2 separate regions of the Mus musculus genome follow, and region 2 is linked to region 1. The links are chromatin loops, found by intact Hi-C in ENCODE. Cell type or tissue: heart. All regions are shown on one strand. Links, peaks and the distances in the headings refer to the core of each region. The heading gives the core; the rest is flanking DNA.

Region 1 (16,141 bases), core at 3,798-8,797:
ATAGGCCTTCCTTTATATGTTACTTGACCTTTCTCCCTTACTGCTTTGAATATTCTATCTTTATTTAGTGCATTTGTTGTTCTGATTATTATGTGTCAGGAGGAATTTCTTTTCTGGTCCAGTCTATTTGGAGTTCTGTAGGCTTCTTGTATGATCATGGGCATCTCTTTCTTTATGTTTGGGATGTTTTCTTCAATTATTTTGTTGAAGATATTAGCTGGCCCTTTAAGTTGAAAATCTTCATTCTCATCAATTCCTATTATCCGTAGTTTTGGTCTTCTCATTGTGTCCTGGATTTCCTGGATGTTTTGAGTTAGGATCCTTTTGCATTTTGTATTTTCTTTGACTGTTGTGTCGATGTTCTCTATGGAATCTTCTGCACCTGAGATTCTCTCTTCCATTTCTTGTATTCTTTTGCTGATGCTCGCATCTATGGTTCCAGATCTCTTTCCTATGGTTTCTATCTCCAGCGTTGCCTCGCTTTGGGTTTTCTTTATTGTGTCTACTTCCCTTTTTAGTTCTAGTATGGTTTTGTTCATTTCCATCACCTGTTTGGATATGTTTTCCTGTTTTTCTTTAAGGACTTCTACCTGTTTGGCTGTGTTTTCCTGCTTTTCTTTAAGGGCCCGTAACTCTTTAGCAGTGCTCTCCTGTAATTCTTTAAGTGACTTATGAAAGTCCTTCTTGATGTCCTCTATCACCATCATGAGAAATGTTTTTAAATCTGGATCTAGATTTTTGGTTGTGTTGGGGTGCCCAGGACTAGGTGGGGTGGGAGTGCTGCGTTCTGACGATGGTGAGTGGTTTTGATTTCTGTTAGTAGGATTCTTACGTTTGCCTTTCGTCATCTGGTAATCTCTGAAGCTAGCTGTTATAGTTGTCTCTGTTTTTTTTTCTTTTTTTTTTAAATTTATTTTTTTAATTAGGTATTTTCCTCGTTTACATTTTCAATGCTATCCCAAAAGTCCCCCATACTCACCCCACCCCCCGGTCCCCTACCCTCCCACTCCCCCATTTTGGCCCTGGCATTCCCCTGTACTGGGGCATATAAAGTTTGTAAGTCCAAAGGGCCTCTCTTTCCAGTGATGGCTGATTAGGCCATCTTTTGATACATATGCAACTAGAGACAAGAGCTCCAGGGTACTGGTTAGTTCATATTGTTGTTAGATCTATAGGGTTGCAGTTCCCCTTAGCTCCTTGGGTACTTTCTCTAGCTCTTCCATTGGGGGCCGTGTGACCCATCCACTAGCTGACTGTGAGCATCCACTTCTGTGTTTGCTAGGCCCTGGCATAGTCTCACAAGACACAACTATATCTGGGTCCTTTCGATAAAATCTTGCTAGTGTATGCAATGGTGTCAGCGTTTGGAAGCTGATTATGGGATGGATCCCTGGATATGGCAATCACTAGATGGTCCATCCTTTCGTCACAGCTCCAAATTTTGTCTCTGTAACTCCTTCCACGGGTGTTTTGTTCCCATTTTTAGGAAGGGGCAAAGTGTCCACACTTTGGTCTTAGTTCTTCTTGAGTTTCATGAGTTTAACAAATTGTATCTTATATCTTGTGTATCCAAAGTTTCTGGGCTAATATCCACTTATCAGTGAGTACATATTGTGAGAGTTCCTTTGTGATTGGGTTACCTCACTCAGGATGATACCCTCCAGGTCCATCCATTTGCCTAGGAATTTCATAAATTCATTTTTTTAATAGCTGAGTAGTATTCCATTGTGTAAATGTACCACATTTTCTGTATCCATTCCTCTCTTGAGGGGCATCTGGGTTCTTTCCAGCTTCTGGCTATTATAAATAAGGCTGCTATGAACATAGTGGAGCATGTGTCCTTCTTACCGGTTGGGACATCTTCTGGATACATGCCCAGGAGAGGTATTGCTGGATCCTCCGGTAGTACTACGTGCAATTTTTCTGAGGAACCGCCAGACTGATTTCCAGAGTGGTTGTACAAGCTTGTAATCCCACCAACAATGGAGGAGTGTTCCTCTTTCTCCACATCCTCGCCAGCATCTGCTGTCACCTGAGTTTTTGATTTTAGCCATTCTGACTGGTGTGAGGGGGAAACTCAGGGTTGTTTTGATTTGCATTTCCCTGATGATTAAGGATGTTGAACATTTTTTCAGGTGCTTCTCTGCCATTCGTTATTCCTCAGGTGAGAATTCTTTGTTCAGCTCAGAGCCCCATTTTTTAATGGGGTTATTCGATTTTCTGGAGCCCACCGTCTTGAGTTCTTTATATATATTGGATATTAGTCCCCTATCCGATTTGGGATATGTAAAGATCCTTTCCCAATCTGTTGGTGGTCTTTTTGTCTTATTGACGGTGTCTTTTGCTTTGCAGAAGCTTTGCAATTTTATGAGGTCCTATTTATAGATTCTCGATCTTACAGCACAAGCCATTGCTGTTCTATTCAGGAATTATTCCCCTGTACCCAAATCTTCGAGGCTTTTCCCTACTTTCTCCTCAATAAGTTTCAGTGTCTCTGGTTTTATGTGAAGTTCCTTGATCCACTTAGATCTCTGTTAAGAGCTTGTTCTTTAGGTGACTCTGTTAGCCTCTATAAGCAGACCTGGGAGGGTAGCTCTCTCCTTAGTTTGAGTGAGCAGAGTATTCTCTGCAGGCAAGCTCTCTTCTTGCAGGGAAGGTACCCAGATATCTGGTGTTCGAACTGGACTCCTGGCAGGAGTTGTGTTCCACTCACTAGAGGTCTTAGGATCCCGTGTGGAATCCTGTGTGGGCCCTTGCGGGTGTTGGGCGACTCCGCTGGCAAGGTACCCCGGGACTCGAGTGGAGTGGAAGGGACTTGTACCCCAGGTGAGGCCCGGGTAGTCTGCTTCCCTATTACTGCAGTCTCAGGTTCCACGAGATTGGATTGGGGCAGGGGCTGTGTTCCACTCACCAGAGGTCTTAGGATCCCGTGGGGAATCCTGTGTGGGACCTTGCGGGTGTTGGGCGAGATTCCTCTGGCAAGGTACCTCGGGGCTCGAGTGGAGCGGAAGGGGGCAGATATTTTCTTTATTCACATTTCAAAGGTTATCCCTCCTTTCCTTTCCCAACCCCCCCATCCCATCCTCCCTCCCCCTGCTCACTAAAGCACTCACCCCTGCTTCCCTGACCTGGTATTCTTCTACACTGGGACATGGAACATTCACAAGACTAAGGGCCTCTCCTCTCATTGATATCCCCCATGGCCATTATCTGCTACATATGCAGCTGGAGACATGAGTCCCACCATGTGTACTCTTTGGTTGGTGGTTTAGTCCCTGAGAGCTCTGAGGGGACTGGTTGGTTCATATTGTTGTTCCTCCTATGGGGCTTCAGACCCCTTCAGCTCCTTCAGTCCTTTCTCTAGCTCCTCCATTGGGGACCCTGTGCTCAGTCCAATGGAAGGCTGTGAGCATCCACTTCTGTATTTGTCAGGCATTGGCAGAGCCTATCAGGAGACAGCTATATCAGGCTCCTATCAGCAAGCACTATTGTTGGCATCCACAATAGTGTCTGGATTTTTAAAAATACCTCAGCCTTTGTGTTACAGTCCTTAAGTGGCAGGTTGTGGTCAAATTCTCTCTCATACATATAATCTTCCATCAAATTACAGCTTTACTCCAGGAGACCTTTGTGTTAATCCCCCGAAAAAGAACTGTGGAGGAATTTAGTGCTCCATTCTGCGGCACTGACCAGGATCATCAGGTTTGAAGTAACCAGACACAGTATTTGCAAGTATGAGTGAGTCTTGGGCTTTTGACCACTTTAGGTTCAATCCTTTTCATAGCCTTTTGCCATAGGGTTTATGTGGGCTTTGGAAGAGCTAACATCGGAGTTAAGATGGCTATAGAAAATTATCCTTCAAAGGGTTTGCTAGATGCCATGAAGGTTGCCTGTCCAGCATAAGAGCTATAGTGATGAGAACAGAGGAGAGAAAATCCCTCCAAACTCTTTTAGCCACCAGACACTGTGCACCTCAGTGCTTCTGAAGCTAATCACTTGCTTATCCACATGTTCTCCGGATGCCTGAGAAACTCCTTAGTTTGGAATGACAGTTGTAAGGTTGTATAGCAATGCGTGGGTTGAAAGATGAAGATGGGCAGTGCTGATGCTGCCTTTGCTGTGTTTTGGGATGAATTTCAGACACTTCAGAAGGAATCATGCACATCAGCAAGGTTGATAACGACGATTGGGTAAACCCCCCAGAATGTGCTGACTCAGGTCCTTTTTCCTTCTCCTTCCTTCAGAGACCAGCAGGAATGAAATCGTGTGACTTTGACTTACTTGGTTCCACCATGGAACTAGGAACTATTCTGAGAATCTTCTTCCTTGAATGCAAATCCCCTGCTGTTGATTTGTGGTTTCTTTCTCTGCCCAGGACCTCCCGGCTGGTTTCCACATGAGATTTGGCCCTGCGGGAGATTCAGAACCACATGGGAGTCCATCTTTGACTTAGTCCTGGGAAGCAGGCAAAGGAAATGCTGTCATGTGTCACTTCATGTTGGAGACGTGTTCTGAGAAATGTACCACTAGCTGATCCTGTCATTTGGGGAACATTATAGGATACGCTTCAACAAACTTAGTCTCAGTCAGTCTCCCCATGTGGCTGCTGCTGGTGTAGCAGACATAAAATGTAATAAAAACTTTCAAGGCATTTACTGGCTTTTAAAAGGAGTCATGGACATATGCATGATCGATATGAAGGATTTGATAAGTTCTTCAGAATGTACCAGTTCCTGAGGTTTTATTTCCTATCATTTCAAAGACCAATGTGCATGCATGTACACACACATGAATACATTCTAAAGTGATGCTTAGAAAGGTAGTATAAATAACACATAAGTCTATAATGTTGTCCTCTACTACAATTATCAAGCATGTACTAAAAATAGTTAATGAGCTTCCATATGACCTTGGGTGAATGAAAATGTGGCAGTTTGTTCACACCAGCCCTTCCACAAGCATGCGAGTAGTGAGCTGCTATAGCCCTAGTAACTACATCACTGTTACATTACAGGTCCTTCCCAGCTACATTACCATCTTACAAAATTGTCAATGTATGGAGTCCATGATTAACCAAAACCTCATTGAGTGGAACCTGATTGTTATTGACAGTGGATCTAGTAGCAGAAGGACAGCAGCCAAGGCCTGCCTGGTAGCTCCTGTGTTTAGTGTCTACTTTCTACCTTGACAAACAGCAAAAAAGCAAAAATGAAGAAAATGGTGTGAAGAGCCACAGGCACTTATTGTGAGCAAAGACACTGCTTTCACCAGGCATCAAGATACGCGCTGTCAGTAATCAATTTGTTTATTGTTTATTCCTGAGTCTCTGAATTCAAGTGGTCTATCAGCAAAGAAACCATTTGTCATAACTTCTGTTTATTGTACCCATAGTCACCCAGCCAATCTTTGATTTGTATTACTATGAAAAACCCAGCCATTTGTTTTACAGATTCTGTCTTCTGTGGTCATAGCTAAACCTATTTCTATTCCTTTTCTCCTACATCCCTACCCCTGTGGCCTCCAGAGACAGAGGGACTATATGAACTAAGTGCCCATGGAGTTCATATCCCAAGAGTCAATGTGTTGATGTCAATGGCAGGCCCAAGGCAGAGTCATTGTGCCCACCTGGAACAACCCCACCAGGCCCTTGTTGAGTCTTCTCAGTGTATAGCCTCAGTGGAGAGGCATTTGGCACAGCTTTTCTGAATGGGAAGGTAAGAGGTCTAAGTTCCTGAACTCATCCAAGAACTCAGTATTGTTATTAGTAATATCAAGTATAGACTCCAAGTCTCTGTGTAAGCCCTTCCCTGGGTATAGCCACCCTTCTCAGATAGATGTATGCATTGTGGGCTTGGGACTGAAAGGATTGGCCAGACCTGTTAGCCCATGGAATGGACAGAGGAAAGAATAAGTAGGTTCAGAGAAAGATTCATGAATATGCTCATATACTCACCCATCCCACTTCCATTAGGCCCTGGATGGGATTGTCATCAACTAACCTGTGCCTCCAGGAAGTCACTCACTCACTTGACCTTTCCTACCAGACCCTCCCTCCCACGTCTAAAGTCAGACACTAAGACTCATTTATCTATCCCTTTTAAGACAATATAAAAATAAATGAGGGACAGAAATGCTGTGCAAGCAATTGAGCTGTGTAAACGCATCCAGAGAGCTGGCACTCCATCACTCTCCCACCCTCTTGTTTGCTAAGTTTTGCAAGTTGATTTGTGGGCAAATATGCTCTTCTCCATCTCCCATCTGGGAACAATATATCAAATGACTTACAACATTTTAATCGTGTAACACAAGTCTACTGTTATGAGCATTTTCTTTAAAGGGTGACAGATGAAAGGAAAGAGAAATGACAGTGTCCTCATTTAACAGTAAAATGGTCTCCCAAGAAGTCAGAAAAAGCTCCAATCTCAATGATTATCACTGAGTTGTTTTTATTAAGCAGCATGTGCTGTACTCTCAAGAAATAGACTAAATAGACAGATGAACATACACAAAATTCTCAAAATCCAGCACGGACCCTTGGTTGAAAGGCCCAGTGTATATGTCGTTTACCAGGCTCTTTTAATGACCCTCAGGCTGCAGACAGGAAACCTTGGCTTTGACACACAATTCCTTATTATTAATACTATCACTGTTTTTATTGGCACCACGGGTGGAATCCAGGGCCCCGTGCTTGCTGTGCGCATGTTCTACTTCCAAGTGAATCTCAGGCACCCTTATTTGTTATTGTGCCCTGGGCCCTAGCTCATGATTGGACATTTAACAGCTGCTACTTACAGCTTCATTGTCCTCTCACAGAGGCACAGATGTGACATAGCTTCGGACCAGGACCTCACTAAAAGAGTTGCCATGGTAAGACAACAGTATCATTATCTAAACTACTAGAAAGTGGTTACAGTTGTCAGAAAACTGTAAGACTGTGGCCGAAAGAAAGATATCACAGTCAGCAAAGAATTTAGGAGCATGTGTGGGCACTGAGTTTTAGGTACCTGGGTATAAGATGAGGTAAATCTCACAGAAAGCCAGCCACAGGAACTGGGTACAAGCTATAGGACATGAGTGTTGCTAGACTCCTAGGCTAGACTGAGTCAGGGGCTGGGACTTGAGTGGTCGCTGTACTTGTCCAAGGCTGTGCCAAGGAGCCCAGGCATTTCCAAATCATCTGTAGGCCCACATTTTGAGGTTTATAAAGGCGTCTTCCAATTTGGGTTGTCTCCACCTTACACATATTATACTTAAAAAATTAAACAATTCAGAGACATTTCACAGTAACACAACTGCAAAAGTAATTAACTTAGTTTCCTATCCTACCCATCCTTTGGAATTAGCCTCCACATACCATTGTTTTAAACACTGCTCTTGCACACTTTGCTACACTTTCTAAGACAGAGTTGGGGGATTTGGAAGAAATGATCCAGAAAAAAGGGTTATAGAGGCTAGACTCAATCATATAATATCTAAATTCAACTACAAGAACAAAACATGTATGTCAAGGATGAATACAAAGAGTTCTGTATTATCTGACATAGAACATATAGCCAAGAGTTCTTTAGGAAATAGTAAATCATAGTACGTCAATCTTGGAAAGAGTCAGAGAAATCCTGGGGTTGAAATGGACTGGGGAAGGAAAACAAGTAGGTACTAAGAGCAAAGTGGTTGAAGCTCGGCATGTAATAGCTAATTTTATCCTAAGGTCTATGGAATAGAACTGATTGTGTCCAAGAGATAAACACTGGCGGAAACTATACTTCATAGTTACAAAATATGACCCTACCAATCCAATTCCTGCCCTTGAATTCCTAGCTGCTTCTAGTGATATCTACCTTTGTAAACTTCCAGGACACCCTGTTTGTTCTCTGAGGAAAACAGTTCTTGAGAGCAATGGAAAAACTAAGAGAACAAAACCAAAAGAAAATAAAAGCATTTCAAAATTATATTCCCCAATTCTGTTACTTCATAATATATGGGATAAAATCAAGAATGGCTATTTGAGTCAATTTTGAACATTATAGCAAAGTACTGATGAAGTTCAAATTATGGCAAAATCAGCTTTAAAAATTTGTCAGCATATATAATGGACTTCATTATTCCATATTCATATGCTTACAACATTATATTTTGGTAAAATCTACCCATTGTAAGTGGATAAAATATATTCCAAATAAATAAGCATTTTCCTGTCATATGTCTTAAAGAACCCAAAGCTATGAACATTTCTGTCCTGTCCCTGAATATTCTAGCTTGTGCTGACTAAGGCCAAGTCAGGGCATTCTCAGCTTAAAAGAAAGGAGAGCAATGTGTCGTGGTTCCTAGGTGAAGGCTTTTGTGGGAGGGCTTCTATTCAACCAGATGTGGGTAAATTCCCCTGACAAGCTCTTGAGTCTAACAATCGCCACAGCGACCCTTTCGATAGAAAGCCACTTGACCTTAATAAACATCAAACTTCCTTCAACTCCCACAAAAAATTAGTTGCTTTTAAAGTGATTTGAATCTTTTGAAAGAGAAAAATCAAGTGTGTAGTTTGCCTTATTTGTACAGATTTTAGCTGCCTATAATTCTGAACTCCAGGTCAAATGTCTTTTTAAAGAGGACAAGAGTTAACGTTTGTGGAGCTCTTACACTGTGAAATGCTCTGCTCTAAACATTGCATATGGATGTGTAACTTACAAGACAGGCCTTACTAATGACACAATCTTATTGTGAAGAAACTTGGAATTCTAGTCAGGTCATAAATGAGACCAAATTATGGCTCCCAAGTAAGTCTGGATTCAGTGTTGTGTTCTTCTGTCATATTGCTTTTTATCAGCAAATTAATCTGTATGTTGCTATCACCATCCTTTGTAATTATTTTTAAATTGTAACATAGTAATTTATACTATGAAGAAAATGGAAGCCCTTAAAGGAAATGGAGTTAACTTGTCGTTTCATAACGAAAATGGTATCTATTAATATATGGTGGTTAATTCACATTTTAATAATTGCTTATTTTCAGGGAAAATAATTTGTCAATGGTACTAATCTAATACAATTTTAAAAGTAGTTTCTCCATTATACTATGTTTCCAGTACTTAATCCACAGATGAGTAGCTATTGTAGATGTAGAATATTTGTCTTTTTGTGTATTTGTATGTTCTGTAAACACATCCATGGGTCTATGTGTAGAGGCTGGAGGTTGACATCAGATGTCCTTGTCAATCAATCTTCACCTTATTTTGTGGGAAAGAGTCTCTCACTGAACCATTAGCTCAGCTAGGTGGGCTAGCTAACTAGTTCCAGGGATTTGCCCACCCCATACCTCCCAACCCCAAGCACGTGGGCATATGTGTAACAATGCCCGGCTTTGATTCTGTGGTTGGGATTCAAACTCAGGTGCTTAGGTTTGCAAAGCAAGCATTTTTCCAACTGAGACACACATATATAAAATTTTTAGTGTCTTAGGAATTTCTACTGGGCAGTGATGGTCCAGAATGTTCACCTTCTACATCTACAACTGTCTTAATTGGAGGTATTATTGCTATAATGAAACACCATGACCCAAAACAACTTTGGGAGGAAGGGTATATTTTGATTTTACTTCCACATCATTGTTCATTACTAAAGGAAGTTGAGACAGGAACTCAAATAGAGGAGGTAACTAGAGGCAGCAGCAGTTGCAGAGTTGCAGGAGTGTTGCTTCTTACTGGCTTGCTTCCCATGGCTTGTTCTACCTGCTTTCTTATAGAACCCAGGACCACCTGCCCAGAAATGGCACTGGACCCTCCTCCACCAGTCACTAACTAAAAAAAATGCTCCACAGGCTTTCCCACAAACAGCCTTTTAAAAAAAAAGATATTTTCTTTATTTACAATTCAAATGTTATCCTCTTTCCTGGTTTCCTCTATGAAAAACCTCCTATCCCCTCCCCCTGCTCACCAACCCACGCACCCCTGCTTCCTGGCCCTGGCAGTCCGCTATATTGGGGAATATAACCTTCACAGGACCAAGGGCCTCTCCTCCCATTGATGACCGACAAGGCCATCCTCTGCTACATATGCAGCTAGAGCCATGAATTCCACTATGTGTACTCTTTGGTTGGTGGTTTAGTTCCTGGGAGCTCTGGGGATAGTAGTTAGATCATATTGTTGTTCCTCCTGTGGAGCTGCAAACCCCTTCAGCTCCTTGGGTCCTTTCTCTAGCTCCTTCATTGGGCACCCTGTGCTCCGTCCAATGGATGGCTGTGAGCATCCACTTCTGTATTTGTCAGGCACTGGCAGAGCCTGTAAGGAGACAGCTATATCAGGCTCCTGTCAGCAAGCACTTGTTGGCATCCACAATAGTGTCTGGGTTGTGAATGCCAACAATTTCTTGCTGACAGGAGTCTGCAGCCTAGTCTTATGAAGGTATTTTCTCAATTGAGGTTACTTCTTCCCAGATGACCACAGCTTGTGTCAACTTGACATAAGACTAGCCAGTACAACAAACAAACAAATCAATAAAATGTCTTTGAATGCAGCCAGGAATTAGAACTCCATTTGATTGATAAAAACCAAACTCATAGGCTCATCTTCAAAGTTGTGGAGCTTAAAGTAATTAAAGCTTGTATATTTCTTTTTATAAGCAACACAAAATTATAGTTGTACAAGGGAAAAGAAAACTTAGTTGATAAGCTGGTAAACCAGTAAGTTTTTGTGCAGGGATGCAGATCTTCTCATAAAGTGATGCACATTTCATAAGAAGGATTCTTGAATCTGCTAAAAGAAAACAACCCAATTTGATATAGAATTAGGTATCACCTAGAGTTTAAAGGTGAGTAGGGTAATTTACAATAGAGGATGTTGTGATGACTTCTGAACATGAACAGAGATCTTAGGAATGAGTTTCAACCATGAGAAAGGGGTTTAGGCTTCCTCAGAGAGACTGATGGGATAGTTAGAGAGATACATGAAAACGATGTGCAGGAGGAAATGGATCACCAGAATGTTGAGGCCAAATAGCTCTAAAGTAGGCAGGGTGAACAGCAGAAACAGAAAAGCTTGTGGTGTGACCCAATGGCCTTTCTCTTTCAACCTGGGTCTAAGCCTAGTGAATGGAATCTGAGCAGATCTGCCCCATGCAGTCTACATTTCAGAAAGCAGAAGTGCATGAAACAAAATCCAAACCATCTAGATGTCCCTTCCAGATGGAGGCTCGGTGCCCACTGAAGCAACATGAGAAAAGTAACTATGAGTCATCTGAGCATTCCTTGACCCAGTCAGGTTGACATTCAGATATCATGATGGAAACATCTTACTTGTCTAGCATTCTGCTGGCCAGGACAGCCTTTGTGTGTCTGAACTAGGAAAAACAATGCCAGAACCCTAAAGTGCGAAGATATAGCAATCTGTTTTATGTTTTCCATTAAACTTTGTGCAAGAGGTATATCAGGATCTCCTGCATATTTGGTTGAAGAAAGCAACACAAATTCTGTGATCTACATCACTAGCTATCCTCTCTTGTCTCAGGAAAGATGATTCATGATTATTTATTTAGTTATTTATCTATTTTTATTTTGTGTACATGAGTGCTTTGCCTGAATGTGTGTGCATTCACGTGGTACTTTAAGTTGGATCCCCTGGAACTGGAGTTATAGTAGATTTTAACACACTATGTGGGTGTTGTGAATCAAAGCTAGGTCCTCTGTAAAAGCAGCCCCACTCTTAACTACTGAGCCATCCCCACTTCCCATAATCAGGAACTTTAAAGGGCTACATTATCTTTAATTACTTAGATTATTATATCTAAATGCCAACACAAACTAACAAATCCACAAAAAGACATTATGAATGCTTGACAGAATTGAATAGAGGGACACACTGACATTTCCACAGATCCCAGGATAAGGACATAGGGCTCAAGACTGTCCATAAACCCAAGATGTCTCATCTAATACAACAGTTTTAATGGTCAGCCTTTCACATTGAACAAACTTTCTTTAAGGCAGAATTTTATAGAGAGGTTTTATGGATCCTTGGCTAGACAGAAACACAATATGTAGACAAGACTGGCCTTGAACTTGTGGCAATTTAGATACTGCCTCCTCAGTGACGGGATTTTCAACCAGCCTTTGCATCTTTGGATCCGAGCTGTCCAAGGAAGCAGGAGTTATCATAGATAGACTGCCAGCTTAAAGGTGAAATGTTTAGGACATAATGCTAATCTTGACTCTTCGAGTCAGCAATGTATAGTTATAGCGTATAACGTCTATTTAAAATAAATGTCTGTAACCTTGTTTCATGCATAAAACCATGGAAAGAAATGTGACCATCTTGAACTGAAACAGAATTCGTGAGAACCAATTTCTCTCTGACTCTTACAAAGCCACACCTGTTCTACAAATCACTGTCAGCCAGGAGGTCCACCAAGAGCACAGCCACTGTTCTGTTCATAGTTGCACGTTGGAACATTTGGTATGCTCATAGGCACATTTCGTGATAGAAATGGAATGTGTTGGTCCTTGAAGACCAAAGATACTGCAAGGCTGTGTTAGCGGGTAGACTGAGCTATCTGTGCACATGGCTGGCCTGCTGAACTGTGGAAACGATCTGTATGATGATCTCTCCCTTGGGCATTGCAAAGTACTCATCAGGACATGATTACACTTCTGGAATCTTCATGGGTACACTGGGAACCCACTGCTTGCCAAACACTGATTGCTGGCTGGTACTTGAACAAAATGCGCTTGCTAGCCATAAGAAAGATCATCACTTTCCTCTTTGGTCACCTCTCCATAAAGGAAGCCTTATGCTCCAATGAAACAGTGCCTGCTAAGAATCTTTCGGCCTTTACAGAAGGTCCAGAGACTAACACACTAGTCCTGTATATGCCTTTCACGACTCCTGGGAACATCGCATCATACTTTCTAATAGCTTCCAGCAGACCCAGCAGTGTCATCCACACTTTCGCATTTCTGATTACCCCCGAGATAAAGTCAGCCCTGATTGTGCTGGAATGGCAATCTACAGGTGGAAAGATATGTCAGAGCTAGACACTTAAATTGTCACATTGAAGAATCCCGATGTGGCAGACTTTACCCGGCAGGACAAATCCTCAGTTACTATTAGTCACAAATACAAGGGGTTCCACTCTTTCCTGGGACATTTGTGGCAACCAAATAATGGGACAAGCACATTCTGTCACTTCTCCTATCACACAAAGCCCGCACATTGGTGTCGCCCTGATGACACATCCCCTCTTCTTTATTTTTATATAGGCTAGTAAAAAATGTAGATGGGCGGGAAAATCAAGGACACAGCTTCCAAGGCAGCAATTAAGGTTACAAGCTTGACGACCATTAATTACAAAGTTGGACATGATCGGTCCCTGTGGGCTTTCTTTGGGTCACTTGCCAATCAGAAAATGCCACTGAACATCCATCACCGAAACAAGGGGCTCTTTGCTCAAATAAAACTGAGTATTTTAAGAGGCCAGCAGCGCTCTGGTTCTGTGGTTCTCCAGCCATGCGGAGCCATGAGACCACTGCCTTTGCTTTCCTGCTGATCTTTATAAAAAGAGAAAGAAAAACCCTCTACAGAAGCAGCTCAGGAAAGCACTGATCAAGCGTTCTCCTCAGCTCTTGAACGATGTCCATGTCCATCTCTGATGTCCATCACCATACTCTGTATAAGGAAAGGACTCTTTCAGAAGAGAAGCCCTTTCTCCTAGTTTGAAGTATGAATGTGAACTTGGAGGCAGCTAAACTTTTCAAAAAAAAAACCCTCTTTTGTGTCACCTGTAAATAATATCGTTTTAATTTTAAAATACCACCAGCATTCACCTTTGTGAAGTCTCATAGTTTCAGCCCATTTGTCAAAGTGACACATTGCAATCACTTCTGAGGATCCCCCAGTCATCTCTTCCCAAAGGTCAGAACTCTTGGAATTTGCCTATTTTTCCCAGATATTATCTGGATAGATATATACTTTATGTAGACCTAATTAGGAAAACTTATATATCATTGATGGTTTAAACTTTATGCTTATGATACTTGTATGGTATGTGTTACTCTACAGTATTTTAAAGTATTTATGTTGATATAGTATGTTCTGGGTCATTCATTTTTGTTATAGCATTTATAAATATACCATACAATTTTTTAAGCACTATCCTTTTTGAAGGATATGAAATCTAGGTTTTAGTTTTGGTCCCATGGTGCAATAAGTTCAGCATACATGTCAATTATATGTATACAGGAGATTTCTCTGGAGTAAATACCTAGAAATGGAAAAAATCAATATGCCAGAGAGAATAACTAGCACTGTGCTCCATATAAGCCCAGTGTATCCATCCTAGACCAGAAAAAGCCTAAACTTCACAGTGCACATTTCTGTGAGTTTTGTTGTTCATTTCTGGGTTTATAGCTTTGGAGTATTGCTCTGGAGTATGTACTTAATGATGCAATTGGGCATTGCAGGATAAGGTGTCTGTGTGTGAGCCAAGTATGGAGTTCAATGGCAGAGCAACTGCCTATCATGAGTAGGGCCTTGGGTTCCTTCTTCAGCACTGAAGAAACAGAAAGACAGCATTACTGTAATTTACATGGAAGTCACTGTCTTTTCAAACTGGACCATGCAATTTTCATTTTTTATTTCCACAAGAAGTATTTTACATCTTGCTGATGTTTATCTGTCCCAAACTTTGAAGGAACACACTAGGTAACCTCAGAGAAATCTTTTGCATTTTGCAAAATGCAGTTCTGCATTTTGAAGAGTGTTCTTTATATACAAAACAAGTTAAGAATCAGAGACATTATATTTATATGTCAGAATGATTCTTGAGCTATGAATTAAAACAGATTCTGAAACAAGAAAAAGTATCTGTCCATAAGTAAGATATGTATATATTAGAAAATGTGTTTATTTATGTGTGCATGTGTCTATGCGTGCTCATGCTATGTATGTGTGTGTTTATGTATGTGTGTGTGTGTGTGTGTGTGTGTGTGTGCATGTGTGTGGTGTATTACAGTATGCATATGTATATATGGATATGTATACTCTCATGTGCTCATGTATAAAGTCAAGGGAAAGACATCAATAGCCTGTTCCAAAAGTCTCTGACTTTCCTCATGAGATATGGTCTCTCACTAACCCTGTAACTTGCTGATCTTTTCCCTGAGTTGGCCAATCAGCGAACCCCAGGAACCCTCTTGCCTGTCAGTGGGGTTTCATGTGTATGCAGCTGTGCTTGTCTTTTTAGAAGGGTAGCAGGGATCCAAATAAGATCTGTGTGCTTATGGAGCCAGGATTCTCGTGCACTAAACCATCTTCCCAGTCCCCTGAGGAACATTGTAATGGAGCTATATAGATATGTTATCAAAGATTGTAGTTTTGATAAGGAATTCTCAGTTGTAAGTCAATACTATGAAGAGGTTAGAAGAGCTTCCAGTTATACGGCTGACCGAGATTCCATATTCTATTATCTCTATGCTATGGTTTCCTCACTGATAATTTAAACTATGCCGGTTTCTCTTCTTCAGGATACTTTGAAACTTAAAGAAAACATACTACATACAAAGATTATAGCATATAATTATGGCATATAATGTGCACTGGTAAAATGTAGCTATTATTTATTTAAGATCACAAAGTTATCATATTGCCTTCCATGTGGCAATGCAATCTGAATGCAACCTGAGCCTGAGTATGTCAATGACCCAAGGAAGAGGACTGTGTTTGATGGCAGCCTGGGCAGTGGAGGGAGGCTGTCAAAAAACACACTTAGGTTTTCTTGCAGTGTTTAGTTGTATTTATTGGTATAGCTCATCCTGAAAAACAGTATGAGAGAATAAATTCGTCTAACCTCTTTCCATCTGCCTAACCAGTTCTCACAACCCCACTGAGAACCTTCTCCTGAATGGTGGGATGTTCTACTTTCACTCAGTGCTGGATCTTGTGCCATCAGCAGCTTGAGGATGTGCCATTACTATTTGAATGTCCTTGACAATTTTCTCATGTGGTTGTAGACTTTTATGCACCATGTCTGAGCTGTAGGCTAATTTGTAGCCCTGCTGTGATGGTTAGATGTCAGCATGTGAAGGTTCCTGGCTATCACCTTTCATGCATTGCCTCTGGCCTCTTGTCTCCATTCTTCTTTCAGCATCTGAATTCCTCCC
Region 2 (16,141 bases), core at 4,151-9,150, 72 kb before region 1:
TGTCACCTTGTACGCATTTTGATAGCAAGTACCAAAGGTGAGGTTCCCATTCATTCTTGGGATTCATGACGCATGCCACCTACTAAATATTCATAAGCCCTCCTCAACTTGGTTAGACTTTCCCAAGGATATTAGGCTTACGTTATTTTCAATTAATATCCCGCATCCCACCCCATCCTTCTGTTTCCAAACATTGCACTTGAAAACAGTAGAATGCAATAGTGTCATGGTTTGGTGACTGATTATGGGATGGGTCCCTGGGTGGGGTAGTCTCTGGATGGTCCAACCTTTTGTCTTAGCTCCAAACTTTGTCTCTGTAACTCCTTCCAAGGGTGTTTTGTTCCCTATTCTAAGGAGGAATGAAGTATCCACACTTTGCCAACAAACCCAGACACTATTGCATATGCCAGCAATATTTCGCTGAAAGAACCCTGATATAGCTGTCTCAAGTGAGGCTATGCCAGTGCCTGGCAAGTACAGAAGTGGATGCTCACAGTCATCTATAGGATGGAACACAGGGCCCTTAATGGAGGAGCTAGAGAAAGTACCCAAGGAGTATGGGTCTGCAACCTATAGGTGGACAATAATGTGAACTAACCAGTACCCCCAGAGCTCGTGTCTCTAGCTGCATATATAGCAGAAGATGGCCTAGTTGGCCATCATTGGGGAGAGGCCCCTTGGTCTTGTAAACTTTATATGCTCCAGTACAGGGGAATGCCAGGGCCAAGAAGTGGGAGTGGATGGGTAGGGGGGCAAGGCAGGGGAGTGTATAGAGAACTTTCGGGATAGCATTTGAAATGTAACTAAAGAAAATATCTAATAAAAATGAAAAAAAGAAAGAAAACAATATAATGACCTAAATCCTAACTCTTCCTCTTTCATTCCTTGCTGAGTAAAGAGAGGATGGTGGGCAATTGGATGTTTAAGATCCCTAAGCCCAGGGTCATTGCTTTCCATAATAGAAGCATGTGTGGTGACTTCATGAACTATCTGATGACACACGACAGTATTTATACTCAGTAAGGAAAAGTAGTGAGTTATGCCAGACACAAGGCAAATTAACTCTAGGGGAAAATGATGTCAGTCATACAAGCCTCCCTTGCTCAGGGACTGTCACCTATTAGCTCCAAATAAATTCAAGAAAGAAGTATAGCTGTGACCACCATGGCTTGCCCCAAGTGAAATAAAGGGGTTAGAAAGAAGTTACCCTGAGCATAACCACAGAGCCTTATTCTTTCCGTTCCGTCCTCCGTATGAGACAAAGGCCTCAGAGTCAGGCCCCTCTAGCTAGGAAGGGCATCTGCAGTCTGAGTGTGCCTCTCCAAGCAGCATAGTGGTCATCAGATTAGAGTTTCAATTGCTGCAACAAACTTCTGGGATTTAGCTAAAACACAGAACATGCTGGTTTTAATCCTCATGTCTGGGCTGTTAATGAGAACCTTGAGGACATCAATAAATACTAAAATGAACACTTGTGTTTATCTGGGAGGGGCAAACGCTGAGACTTCCCGAGAGAATTCCATCTCTTCATACCTCTCGGCCTTCCTGTGAGAAATAGAGAATATGTGTTCTACCAAATCTAGGCCATCAAAGCATCCAATTTTCTGATCTACAGATGACTAAGTAATTTCTCCCAGTGGAAATGGTGTTTATGAGGAAATATCATTGGTGCAGTTGCTGCCTAGTTAAATTCTGGGATGCGTGCCTGGAACTCATGGGTATCAAAATGACTTTATGAAGTGGTCCAAAGCTGACTTTGTGATTTAGAAATTTGGGAAATAAAGAGATCAGGATTTTGCAATAGTCCCACTTCAGATGATGTCAGTATTTAACTATGTGCTATCAACTTCTGAGAATTGGCTTCTTGCTGATAGAATTAGCTTCAACTGCCCATTAAACAACAACATAATGCAACGGCCAAAGACAATGTCCACTAACATTAGTTTTCCTCAAGCTCCATTGAGGTGATATGTTACTAAGTAAAAACATTGACTTTGTGGATGGGGAGAGTGGGAGGGCAAGATGTAGCTACTAGTGACCCCCTGTTTAGATGGCAAATCTGCTAGGATTCACTACTGGAGGATTTAGATTTAATATTGGCTTACAAGATTAGGGTTCTAATTGTTGTACCCAACAATTGAGTTACCATTGACTCTGAACTAAGTTTGAGTGGTGTTTTCCTTCATGTGGCAGCTCAACTGGGTTCCAGAGAGAAAGATATAGCAGCAAAACATGGGTTTGCAAGAACTGCATCCTAAAACGCCATGGGAATTTTGAAGCATGGGGTTGGCATGCTAACAACCCACCAGTGGAAACTTAGTGAGCTGGGTGGAGAGATTTCAGAGCTCTGAGTCAGACAGTCTCCATGAGATAAGAACAGGCCAGCCAGTGCCTGGCCGGCTAGCCCACTTGGGGCCTGCCAGCATAGCATGAATTGCATCTTTCTAAAAATATTTCCTGCAACAGGTGGTGAAACAATGTGTTTGGCAAGAATCCATTAGAAATTTAAGATTATTAGCCTCAGAATTAGAGTTTTATTTTCAAAGTGAGAGAAAGGTGGCACTGGGGCATGTCACCTGGATACAAAGAGGATTCTAGAGTTCCCTGCTGTGGAAAGAGATAAGATGACTGCTTTGAGTCAGAAAGCTAGACAATGGAAGCTACCTACATCTTGGGGCAAATATTGATTTAACTGTGAATTTATAAAATTGGGATTATATGCTTTCAGGATACATTTATATACAGGTTTTGTCCCATTCACGTGGGTAATTTCACCTGCGGTTTTGAATTAGGATGGGGAGAATTAGTCACTGACTCCAAGTAGAGAGAGCACTGATAATCATCTGCTATGGACAGGTATTAATTAATAGAAGTCTGTTGCTCCAGGTAGAGAGCGTAACAGATAGATATTATAACAGGTGTTAATAAAATAAATGTCTGTGGTTCCAGGTAGAAAGTACCACAAGTATAACAGGATGGCTGCTCTAGGCAGAGAGCTTAACAAGTAAAATCTATGTGTTCCCTATAGGCAGATAATAGTGAAAGTTTGAATTAATTGCTTTAAAGATGGTATAAATATATATTGCTCTAAAATTTTTACAGGATGCTCATATTCTGTCTAAAGTGGGATCCACAGGAATTTTGGATTTAAATCCTGGTTTGACAAGCTCCTGCCTATAAGCAGATATAGATAGAAGTGTGAATCATTTGTTTTATAGATGACATAATAAGGTCTGCATGATAACTGACTCATATTCTTTGAATGTGGGCTCCACAAGAATTTTGGGTTTATTTCCTGACATGACAAAATAAAAAAAGTCTAAGAATAGGAACATATAGTATTTAACTTTACTTCATTTGTTTTGGATTGTTTTAATTTTCAAAATGGGTGTGATTTTGAGTTTTGTGGTCATATTATTCCTCTGGGAGAGAGGTCAAAATAAAGGGTTTTTTTGTTTGTTTGTTTGTTTTTGTTTTGTTTTGTTTTGTTTTTGTTTTTTTTGGTTACTCTTTCAATGATATGCTGAGTTGGGAGAAAGGTTTTGTCTTTGCATTTTTGGAAAAGGTGATTAGTGTCTATAAACCTTCCAGAGTAACATAGATCAGAAATGGTGAAGAAAGACTCCCTGAAGAACTAGATTCCAGAGAATCAAACAAAAAAGTTATCTTAAAGATACTAAAATTTTGTTTTGAGACTTTTAGCCTTGATGAGTCTCATTGTCAGACATGCTGAACTGATCTTCTTTGAACTCCTGATCTATTGGACTTTCAGCCAGATCCAGTCACGATGCAGACATCAGAAACTATAACAATCATTGGTGTGGCCTTCTTAAGGCCAACCAACTCCCCCATTTTCCCTACCCTCCCCCTTTCAAAGATACCCCAATGCCCATATTCAGCTTGAAGAAGTCATGAAGAGTTATTTTCCCAGTTCCTTGGGCTTTGGGACTGGAGGTAGTTATTCTAAGGTTGCCTTTCTGGGTAATTTAGAAATGGTCATAACTGGAATAGGGAGGAAATAGCTAGAATTGATTGTGTAGCCATAATCTCATTTGGTAGGAATCCTTATAATAGTTACTAAGTTGAAGTCATAATTTCTTATTTTGCTACAGAATTTATTTTGATGCAGAATCAAGGCTTTCATTGGTATAAATTTCTTCTATTGGTACAAAAATTTTAAAAGTAGAAGGGTTGGACCCAGTCCTTCTATAACTGTTATTATAAACTTCTCTGAGATGTTTAAGCCTGTGAGTTAAAGGCCAGATAGCAAATTCATGGTTCTGAGTTTATTGTTAGGGTGTTTTCAGCTATTTTAATTACAAGTAGCTGAGGGTAGTTAACAGACAACAATCAAGATTACTTTACATAGATAGTTGGCTTTCAAAAACGTCAGAAATACACAAATGTGACATTTAATATTATTTATTCACTTGATGTTGAGACATATCTGTTCCTAACAGCTCTTGATTAGTGTATTCAAAGAAGCAGCTGAGCATCTTTATGTCCAAGTGAGGTGGTACATTGTGGCTAGGTGGCCACTAGGCAGAAAGTGCCTATCTCTCCTGCAGACCTATCGTCCTTGAAAGGACACAAGTTACAGGTAAGGACAGCTTAGTTCTGCCAATAAGTTAATCCTTCAAAATTCCTGTTTTTCAAGGTCTGTCAGAATATCCTGGATCAGAAGGCTGAAGACTAATGCTCCAACTTTCTGATTTACTGGGGTTGTATAGGTAGGCAACTGTCTCTGCAATTTGTCTCAGTTCTGGAAGCTGTGTTAGGCTTCCTATATTTCAGATAATGTTGGTCTCTCTTCGATTTCTGATAGGGTTGAAAGACTACTTATAGTCTCATAGATAACCCAGACTATTTAACATTGAGAGGACATATCTGAGAAGGTAGTTTTCAAATAGTATACAAATTAAACCCAGGACATAATATTTAGATTTATAAGTCTTTTAAGTTAGGGTAGATAACAGAGTGTTCTATTTAATTGGCAAAAATGATGGACTGGGTGTTATGTATATCTTGTACTTTATAAATTACAAAATGGTAATAGTTGTGCTCAATTTTTGTCTGAGATAAGAGTTTTTTAATTGGAAAAAACATTAGTGTGTGTGTGTGTGTGTGTGTGTGTGTGTGTGTGTGTGTCTGGATGTATATGAGTATGTGTGAAATCCAAAGAGTGAGTTCTGGGCATTCAGTTAGCAGATCAATTTAGAAAAAGGGAAAAGACAAGGCCTATCTCTTTATGCAATAACTTTTATTTTGGAACTGATTCATTTTAATGTTTCCAATCATCTGATGTGGAAGAAGGATGGGAAGAAAGATTTAGGCACACTTCTAAACCTCTCCATAGGTTAAAGAAGGAAAGAATGGACTAAGACATGCTTATCTGACTATAGGATGTGAGACTTGTGCCTACAAATCTGTCCTTCATTTATAGCATACCCTAGGAGTTGGGCTCATTTCTGAAAGTCATGAGTCTAATGTAGGAGGCAATTTCAAACTCCTGATTTGATGACATGTAAGAATTAGGGGGTGATTTGAGCATTAAAGAATGATGAGCTGTACCTAGGACCCATGTGACAGCAACAAAGTGTGACAACGCAGTGTTTTCTTCAGCTGAGCAAAGCATTGGGATCAGTGAGAAGGGGTAGAATGGTTTGGCCATGGTACTCAGAGATCCTAGCAGGAGGGACTCCAAGGTGCTACCAGGAACAAGCCTGAAATGACCATGTGGCTCAAATTGGTTGAGCAAATGACACTTAGAGTTTAGAAGCAGACAAACCAGAGGTCCATCACATAGAATAAAATCTATGCTGAAACTGTATTACAAGGGTTAATTTAGGAGATAGGTTGGGAGGTAATTAAGATAAAAGCGCTATTGTTGAGAATGATGTTAGTGATCTTGAACATGAGAACTAAGCAAGTGCAATGACATGGACCTATACCTAGGAATTCAGGAGACCAAGGCAGAGGGATTATGAGTTCAAAGCCAACCTAACCTACATAGCAAAACTATCTCAAGAAAGAAATGGGGGTGAAATAAAGGAGAGGTTCAGTGATATTTATACTTTGTTCTGTCACATGAGAACACAGTTAACTGACATCATTTATGAAACAGAAAACTGCTCTCACAAGACTTAATTTGGGTGCCTTAAGTCTTGCTCTACTTCCAGAAGTGTAATAAATAGTTTCTGTTCTCTTCATCTATGCAACACAGAGTATTTCATCAAAATCATCCCAATGGACTAAGATAGAATATCTCTAGGCAGTGGCAACACTGGATCATGAATCATAGCCTTGAAAGTACACTTCTGTAGAGAAATAATGGAAATGGTCACAGGACTATGAAGCTGAGGAGATGGTTTAAACATGGTTGTCCTTCAACTAGAATGCCAAGACTTCTGGTTGAAGACACAGTCTACGTAGACACCAGACCCTGGGCTCCTTGGAAGTTGCTGCCATTGTTGGTGTTTAAAGTATTTGTTGCTACTTTTTTGGTTAGTAGTGATTTTAAGGACTTGGTGTTGTCAAAAACACCAGCAGAGAAGACCAACATGCTGGTCCTGTGCAGACACTGCTAAGCATCTGGGGCAGTACAGAGCCTGCCCTTGCCCTTGGAATTGGCGCAGAGGAGGGTTGCTTTGGCGCTGCCTTTGACTTATTCATGTAACGTTGGACTTCATAACAACCTTTCCGGGCTCCTTATCTATGAAATGTGAATCTTGGCTTATGCGGTTTCCCAGGAATTTTCTGGCTCCATTTCACATTCAGTTTCAGCAGAATGTTGGTTTCTAACCTTTCCCAGGCTGCTGTTGTTTAGCTTAATTGCTAGCCCTCCACAGACTCCATGCTGCCTGACCTCACCCTCAGATTACTCTTTCTCTCCACTTAGAGATAACAGCCTCAACTACCTCAGGATAATTCTACCAGCTGCCAAAACTATTTCCAAAATGCAAACTTGTGGCCGCTGACTCATGCACTGCAGGGAGGCACTGCAAACCTTGGGAGCAAAGCCAGGAAACGGGCCCTTTAGATGTCTTGTGTGAGTCAAAGGAGGAAGAGACACACCATTAAAGCTGCCACAAGTGTCACTTCTAAAATGTAAGAAGTATACATGGCCCCTGCAGTTGGGTAACTTAAAACGGAAAATATGTAAGCACAAAAACATTATCTGTACATCATTCTGCAAAGATGATAAATACATGGTTTAGGTGTCAACAGATATGATCCAAGAACACGCTGCCAAGACCAAGTCTAGCTGACAACACGTATCTAGAATTCAAGTATGGAAGTCCAACATCACAGGAATGAATGAGATGTGGGGGAAAAGAGTGGGGGTACAAAGACAGACACCATCAGTGCTGCATTAAGTGGGCACCCTTTTCTATAGAGCCAGACGAATAGGAAGCGATGAAGGCACAGAGTGAATGAGTCAGGGAACTAGGCAAGTGAAGCCACATAGTACTACAGAAATTGCAGGCCAGTGAAGAAAATGACAGTATAAAGAGCAACAGGTTCTAGAGATGCCCATTCAGAGGAGGAATTGGAGACTGGATAGAAATCAGGAGAGAATAAGGCTTCATCTGTGGTTTAGCAATAGAGAAGAATTTATTGGAAGCATTAGATTAGAAGTGGGCATAGCAGATGGAGCTTGAAGCTGCAGAGAAAAGAGACCACACCGAGAGGCACAGGAATAGGAGAGGGAGGAACATTTTTGAAGTTGAAACTAATACACAAGCGCATATATTAAAGTGGATGTTACAGTGTTTTATATCATGCCAGTGCTATGTGTTGAATGTGAACTGTTCTTAACAAGCTTGTGATACGATTCTGAAAGGGCCTGGGTCTTCAGGACATGGGATCTATCTGGTGGTAGTGGGGCAAACCTTATGGGTAACATATAGTATGGGTAACATACATCAGCTTTCAGACAAGCTAGCCCTATTTTTCTTTTGGACCACTAAGTTGTGAGGAGGCCTGGTGACAAGCCTTGGTCACTTTGAACTACATCCTACCTCCTCTGCCAGGATGCAATGTATCCTCTTAGAACATGAGCCAATGTTTTAGGTATTTTGTCCCAGTGACAAGAAATGTGACCAGTATAGACATAGCACATGGGGACGTGTTTCTCAGCATGCCAAGCAGAGGAAAAGCAGAAAACAGGGTGCCTTAGAAAGTTCTGGAAAATTGACAGTACCATATAATTATGTCCCAAGTGGGTATGAAAGAAAACCAATGTCTCATCTGACTGGTAGGGGACAATTGAGAGGGAGCAAGAAATGACTGCTTCATTAGTGGGAAGGTGGATTCCCACCTCTTATTACCATGGCTCTCTTTTCTGTCACTAGTGTGTTGGAGTTCACTGATGGTACCAAAGGCTTCCACATGCACTGCTCTACAAGGTGAATTTTTGAAACTCAAAGCCACCCTGACGTGACTCACAACATAACTGGTGGTTATCATGTAGAAGAATGCGAATTGATCCATTTCTATCTCATTGTACTAAGGTCAAATCTAAGTGGATCAAGGAACTCCACATAAAACCAGAGACACTGAAACTTATAGAGGAGAAAGTAGGGAAAAGCCTCGAAGAGATGGGCACAGGGGGAAAATTCCTGAATAGAACAGCAATGGCTTGTGCTGTAAAATCAAGAATCGATAAATGGGACCTCATAAAATTGCAAAGCTTCTGCAAAGCAAAAGACACCGTCAATAAGACAAAAAGGCCACCAACAGATTGGGAAAGGATCTTTACCTATCCCAAATTGGACAGGGGACTAATATCCAATATATATAAAGAACTCAAGAAGGTGGACTTCAGAAAATCAAATAACCCCATTAAAAAATGGGGCTCAGAGCTGAACAAAGAATTCTCACCTGAGGAATACCGAATAGCAGAGAAGCACCTGAAAAAATGTTCAACATCCTTAATCATCAGGGAAATGCAAATCAAAACAACACTGAGATTCCACTTCACTCTAGTCAGAATGGCTAAGATCAAAAACTCAGGTGACAGCAGATGCTGGCAAGGATGTGGAGAAAGGGGAACACTCCTCCATTGTTGGTGGGATTGCAAGCTTGTACAACCACTCTGGAAATCAGTCTGGTGGTTCCTCAGAAAATTGGACATAGTACTACCAGAGGATCCCGCAATACCTCTCCTGGGCATATATCCAGAAGATGTCCCAACCGGTAAGAAGAACACATGCTCCACTATGTTCATAGCAGCCTTGTTTATAATAGCCAGAAGCTGGAAAGAACCCAGATGCCCCTCAACAGAGGAATGGATACAGAAAATGTGGTACATTTACACAATGGAATACTACTCAGCTATTAAAAAAATGAATTTATGAAATTCCTAGGCAAATGGATGGACCTGGAGGGTATCATCCTGAGTGAAGTAACCCAATCACAAAGGAACTCGCACAATATGTACTCACTGATAAGTGGATATTAGCCCAGAAACTTAGGATACCCAAGATATAAGATACAACTTGCCAAATGCATGAAATTCAAGAAGAATGAAGACCAAAGTGTGGACACTTTACCCTTTCTTAGAAATGGGTACAAAACTCCCATGGAAGGAGTTACAGAGACAAAATTTGGAGCTGTGATGAAAGGATGGACCATCTAGTGATTGCCATATGCAGGGATCCATCCCATAATCAGCTTCCAAATGCTGACACCATTGCATACACTGGCAAGATTTTGCTGAAAGGACCCAGATATAGCTGTCTCTTGTGAGACTATGCCGGGCCTAGCAAACACAGAAGTGGATGATCACAGTCAGCTATTGGATGGGTCACACGGCCCTCAATGGAGGAGCTAGAGAAATTACCCAAGGAGCTAAAGGGAACTGCAATCCTATAGGTGGAACAACAATATGAACTAACTAGTACTCGGGAGCTCTTGTCTTTAGCTGCATATGTATCAAAAGATGGCCTAGTCGGCCATCACTGCAAAGAGAGGCCCATTGGACTTGCAAACTTTATATGCCCCAGTACAGGGGAACACCAGGGCCAAAAAGGGGGAGTGGGTGGGTAGGGGGTTGGGGGTGTGTATATGGGGGACCTTTGGGCTAGCATTGAAAATGTAAACGAGGAAAATACCTAATTAAAAAAAAAACAGTTCATCAGCCACAATGCGACGCACTTACTCACCAGCTTTGGAAATGGACTCTAATGATAATCTGATTCGTTGGAGACTTGTTTGTTTTTGTTTTTGTTTTTGACAAATCCAGGTCCACAGTTCCCTCCCTCCTTCCCTTCCTGACTCAGCTTCTGTTTAGGTGACCACTTCCTCTACTGAGCTGCACACTCGTGGGTGTAATCTTAGTTCTTAGCTCACAGCGAGGAGTTGAAATTGTAAGTTACTCAGCACAGTCTCCACCTTCTAATATTTTTGAATTTAGACTGTTGAGTGACTATTAATTTTTGTTAATATCTAGAACATTCTACTAACACATAGCTGGCTGAAATACATCATTTTCTAGTGTGTTATAAATGTCATTCCAAATAGAATAGTTACTTCGTCATCCCTTTAGAGTTTCTGATGTCATTAAGATACTATCTTTAAAAGCCAATTAAAAACCTAATATGTTTTTAATGTACACACATTCTAGCTACATCACAGTGATTGTCACAGGCTGAACACAGTGTGGGTCAAGCAGTTCCTGTCCGCTTCTTAAGAAAATTCCCCAAGTCCCAAAGAGAACTGCCACTATACAGTCATTGCACGAGATTTGTCTTTCTATTTTAAACCTTATATCATGCAATTGTAAAGTATGCAATTTTTAAAAGCAGCTTTCTTTTTTATAGTTTCAAAATAACTTTTGCTTCTTGCTTGAGAACTCCATACGCGGATATAAGTTTGTTTGTTAATCAAATTCAACCCTGACTCTCTCCCCTCCAACTTCTCCCAGACCCTCCAACTATCCCCTCCTGATTTCCTGTACTTTTCTCATTTTACATTGCTAACCCAAAGAGCCCACTGAGTGTCACTAGTGTAGGCATAGGTGTGGGGCCATTCACTGTCATATGGGCAAGTTACTAGGGACCCCACTCTAGAGGAAAACTGAGTCCTCCTCCTCAGCAAATTTTATCTTCTGGGCAATCAGAACCAGTTGTTCATCATTTCCATGAACTTTGTTTTGGTTTTTCTTAATAATTTATTGAAGTCTTTAGTGTAGAAGACATTGTATAAGCATATCCTTGAATTATAAATAGTATCATTAAATTTTAATGTCAAAATATAAGAAAACATTTCATTTTTAATATTAGTTTTATATGTACCAGCTTTGTAAAAATTCTTTAAACACTTTTGAACTGGCAAGGGGCCATTTTCATAAAAACTTCCCTGACATATTTTCATGACAGTTTCATTTTTCTCTTCCTACTTGTTGAGGCATCTTCTTTCTTTGTTGAAATAAATAAGAGCTCAAATACAGTAATGAATGCAGGAGGTAGTGATCTTAGGGTTTTATGTGGAACAATTAACTATTATGTCTCTTGGAGTTTCCATTATGTTCTTTACCAGCATAGTGAACTGACCCTGTCTCTGACTTACTAAGAGTTTTGAGACCAGAAGTTACCATTATGTCTTCTTAAATTTTCTGGCTTTGTGATAATTCTAACCGGTTTTAGCCATAACAGTCAGACATTCTGTGTATCCATGCTTCAAATTAGTTTGCTATTTTCTCATGGTTAGACTGAGTTTATACGTTTTTCTCCTCTAGTTTGCTAAGGTGAAAGCATAAAGAACTGACCCTTGATATTTTCTAGCATGTGCATTTAGCAGTCATATTCCCTCTTTTTCCCCAAACCAGATTTTTTTGCCTTTTCTATTTCTTTTTAGTACAAAATATTTAAAATACACTTTCTAAACCTCTTTAGTCTGTGTGGTATTTAGAAATGCTGTTTAATCTGCAGATATCTTGAGGTTTCCAATTATCTAATTTAATTCTCTTATGGTATGAGATAGTAATTTGCATTATTTACCGTTTGTACTCATTCTATTTGCTGAGGTGTGCTTCATAACCCAGAATGTGGTCTCTCCTGGTGAATTTCCTGTGTGGGTTTGCAAAGAAATGTTCTGCTGGCATTGGATGAAGGATTCGCTAAGTGTCAAATAAGTGTGGTTGCTGGTGCTATTCAGCTGAACAGGGTCCTGACAGCAGTTACTGACAGGGGCTGGAAGTCTCCAAGCCTTGTTAATCCAAAACTTGGTAGGAGAGAGACCACCAACCCAAATCATCATGGTCAAATTAATTAAAAGAAGCGTTTTAATTCATGTGCACGGCTGCACCCTGAGGCAGCGTTTGAGAGGTCAGCATTAGATGTGAGGACAACAAGGGTTTTATGGCTCAGGGCTGGGTGCTTTTGCCATTCCTGGAACAAGCAGGACAGAACCATTTGGAGTTAGAGTTACAGGTGGGGCATTGCCCAAATTTGGAAAAAAGCAAACCAAACAAAACAGGTTTAGTCATAAACAAGAATGAGCCTCATTTGTCTTTACTCTAAGATGGTTTTTAAGCCTAACATGGAGGCAGGGTGCTCCTTCAGCCTGACAGCGGGTTTGTCAGCTTCCCCTTAGTGTCCATCAGTTCTTGCTTCAGCCACTTCAAAGCTCTGTTGCGGTAACACACAACTTCCATGTTTTCTTGGAGGGTTGCCCCCTCCACCCTTATGTAACTATCTCTGATCATGTTACCTTTTTTAGAGCCACCTTTGCCTACTTCAGCTATTATGTTATTTGAATTATTACATTATATGAATAATTATTTCATTATTAAAACTAGTGTCATAATCATTTTCGGTATCATGTATCATTTTAATCTACCCTTTTGTATTTAGGGTATGATACACTGAGCTGAGTCAAAAAAAAAAACAGTTTATAAATCCAACTTTATAGTCTCTATCTTTTAAGATTCATATTTAGTTCACTGAAAATTTAAGGGTTTTTATTTTGAGATGAGATCTTACTTTATCTTAGGCTAGTCTCAAACTTGCTATGTAGTCAAGAATGACCCTAATCTTCTCATGTCTATGCCTCGACTTCCCCAGTGCTAGACTTGCGTGTGTGTTTGCTCCCACACTCAGTTCATAAGTGCTGGGCATCAAGCTGAGGGCTCCCATCTGCTCGGCAACTGAATCAACTGAGTTAAACCTTAGTATTCAAAGTTACTATTAATGGTTAGTTTAGTATCCAGTATATTGTAGCCATTTTCTATTAATTGGATCATTTTCTCTTTGTTTAAGTTATTCCAGTTTCTATCTTCTCTTGGCAATAGCAATTATACAAAATCCGAAGCTTTAGTATAGTTTGTATTCAAGCATACACTATAACCTCATAGTTTGTCTAAGTCCACTCACTAAGTATTTTGGGCTGCCTCGCTATTTTGTAGCAGTCTTTCAAATTCTATTTCCTTTCTGTTATACTAGAGTTGTCCTTCATATTGTCCATGTACTATAGTCATCAAAGATCCACAGTTTGTATTTGACCTTGAGCCAGCAATGACTCCCATATATTTCAAAACAGTACATTTCTCTCTCTCTCTCTCTCTCTCTCTCTCTCTCTCTCTCTCTCTGTCTGAAGCAGAAAGATGGCTTGTCTCCCTTTTCACCCTAAGAACCTGGTATGGTTTGTGAACATAAAAAACACAAACAAAAAGAAAAACAAAAAACAAAACAAAACAAAACAAACAAACAAACAAAAATAGCGTGGGGCGGGGAGCTTTAGAATCTCTCCTTTCTCCTGCCCAAGCTATTCTGCACCTGGCTTGTAGCAACCGCCTACCTAACATTTCCATTTAAGTTCTCATGCAAGCATTGGCTCCATCTGCTTTTGCTGAAGGTAAACTTAGATCATCCATTACTTGGATCTCCATACTCACTTGGCTGCAAACTTCACAGAAGAAATGGAGTGTGTGACCTCATCTTCCTGGTTGATCTAAGAGTTCGTTCTGCTTATTTCTAGTTGTGAGGCTGAAAGTGGTGGTTTCCAAGTTTCTTCCCATGGAAGACAGGACTGGAAACGTTTTTGTCATCTCTTAGTGTTTTAACAAGGGGTAGAAATGTCCCATTTTTAAAATTCCTGATACCAGTAATGTTTGACACCATTCTTCTGGTCAGATTCAGTAGCTTAACTCACAGCTGTCTCTCACTGAGTCTGTAGTTCCCTCAGTGTAACTAGGTTCTGCTTCTGTTATTATTTGGGTCTTTCCCATCTAATTTCCCTGGGATTTACTTGCTCTTAGTTCTTTGAAAGTATGTGTTTATAAGGAGGAACTCCCCTCACAGCACTGTGTTAAATGTAGCCTACTGTCTCATTTCTGTAACGTTAACATGTTTATTTGTTTCAATGGATAAGGCCATATTTTTTGTTGTCATTCAAATAAAATGTTTCTTCATCTCATTGTGTCTTCTTCAGTTTAGAAATTTGGACTTAATTTACAAAGTCTTAGCCATTAGACACCAACTTTATTTTCTTTTTGTTTCCAGAGATGGAATCAAATCTAGAGCCTTGGACTTGCCACAGGCATGTTCTGCCACCGAAGTGGACCCACAGTTCTTTATATTACTGAGTCTAGCCTAATTTCAGAGACTATAATTGGGAATTATTTTAATTGTTTTAAATGTGTTAAGGTTTAGTTTGGAGACAATTATAGTCAATTTGGATAAACAACCCATTTTTACTTTAAAAAGAATACAAATTTTGTTATTCTTTGTATATATATTTTTTCTCTATATATGTGTGTTACCTAATTACTTTGTTTAAATAATACACATCCATACTCTCTTGTGGTTAATTGATTTATCAGTGGTGAGACATTATTCTTAAAACCTTTAACTTTTCCCTTTTACTCCTTTGAAGTTTTATTCTTGCATTTTGAGCCTGTGTGCCATTAGTTATACTCAAGGTTAGAACTGATGCATTACCATTACTGGATGAGCCTTTATTGTTATAAACTACAGTATCGCTCCTCCTATTAATATTATGCACATGTTTTAAGTAGACACATCATTTTAACTCAAAGGCCACAGTTGGTCTTAGATGTTGTTTATTCTGTAGGTTTGATAAAGGTATAATGCTGTCCATTTTGTGTCTCACAGAATAGCCCCACCATGCTAAAAATCTGGGCATCTCTTATTTGTCTCTCAAACTCTACTGATTACTCTAATTCTGCATTCTCCTGTTTTGTTAGAATGCTTGGTGCTTTTATCAGCATATAGTTATTATGCATAGTAATAGATTTCATGAAGATATTTACTTATGAGTATATTCTGTATCTGGATTGTGTCTATCTGTCTATATATTCTCCCTTCCTTCCCCTTCATCCTGTTAGTCCTCATTGTTCCTATAGACAGTTCACTTCTACTATTGTGACACATTTAAAAATTATTTCATATGTTTATATAACATCTAAAGCTATTGAACGAGCTCTTTGTATCTGTCTTTTTTGCTTAATACGATGCTCTTCAGTTGCCTCCATTTTCCTGAAAAATGACATAATTTCATGATGAGTAAAACTCTACTGTGTATATGTGCCTCATTTTTTGGACTCAGTTGCCAATGCTCACCTAGCTCATAACATTCATAACTTTGCTCTTATGATCAGTGCTACAGCAAGCATGGATGTGTGGGTATCTTTGTGATATGTTGACTTCAGAGCCCTTCGAGTACAAGCAAACCTTAACCATGTATACATAGTCCTTTGAGTGGTACAGCTGGCTAGTACAGTAACTCTATTTTTAGTTTTAGTTTTTGCTTTGAATTCAGGAGGTTAAGTATGAATTCCGTAGTGGTTGGACCTACTTAAATCCTACCATTAATAGATAAGGGTTCCCTCACCTCACAGTTTTAAACAAATGTTAGGTTGTAAAACCAAAAGTTCTAAGCCAGTGCTTCTCAACTTTCCTGATGCTGTGACCCTTTAGTATAATATCTCATACTGTGGTGACCCAACCATCAAATCGTTTTTTATTGCTACTTCATAGCTGTAATTTTGATACTAACATGAAGGTCAATGTAAATATTTTTGGAGACAGAGGTTTGTCGAAGGGGTTGCAATCCACTGGTCTAGATGACGGCATGTTGTCCATGGCTGGGGCTTTTCATGATTTCATGGGCAACAAGA

What was found. Hi-C counts contacts between places; a loop is a spot of excess contacts. Peaks named below come from ENCODE experiments on the same cell type or tissue, not always from the same donor. Only the 100,000 strongest peaks of a DNase experiment are listed, where the experiment ranks them.
Region 2: it touches region 1 in a loop (12-fold over the local background); 2 of 42 quality-filtered maps call a loop at or near these places.

The regions. Positions count from the first base shown.
Region 1 is chr3:83,365,116-83,381,256 of GRCm38, reverse strand. No RefSeq gene overlaps it. Among named protein-coding and RNA genes, the nearest start is that of 1700028M03Rik, 200 kb to the left of the region's middle. In heart, for the core only: no CTCF peak of the experiment used is centred there; no DNase peak of the experiment used is centred there.
Region 2 is chr3:83,437,094-83,453,234 of GRCm38, reverse strand. No RefSeq gene overlaps it. Among named protein-coding and RNA genes, the nearest start is that of 1700028M03Rik, 130 kb to the left of the region's middle. In heart, for the core only: no CTCF peak of the experiment used is centred there; a DNase peak (open chromatin) is centred at 6,894.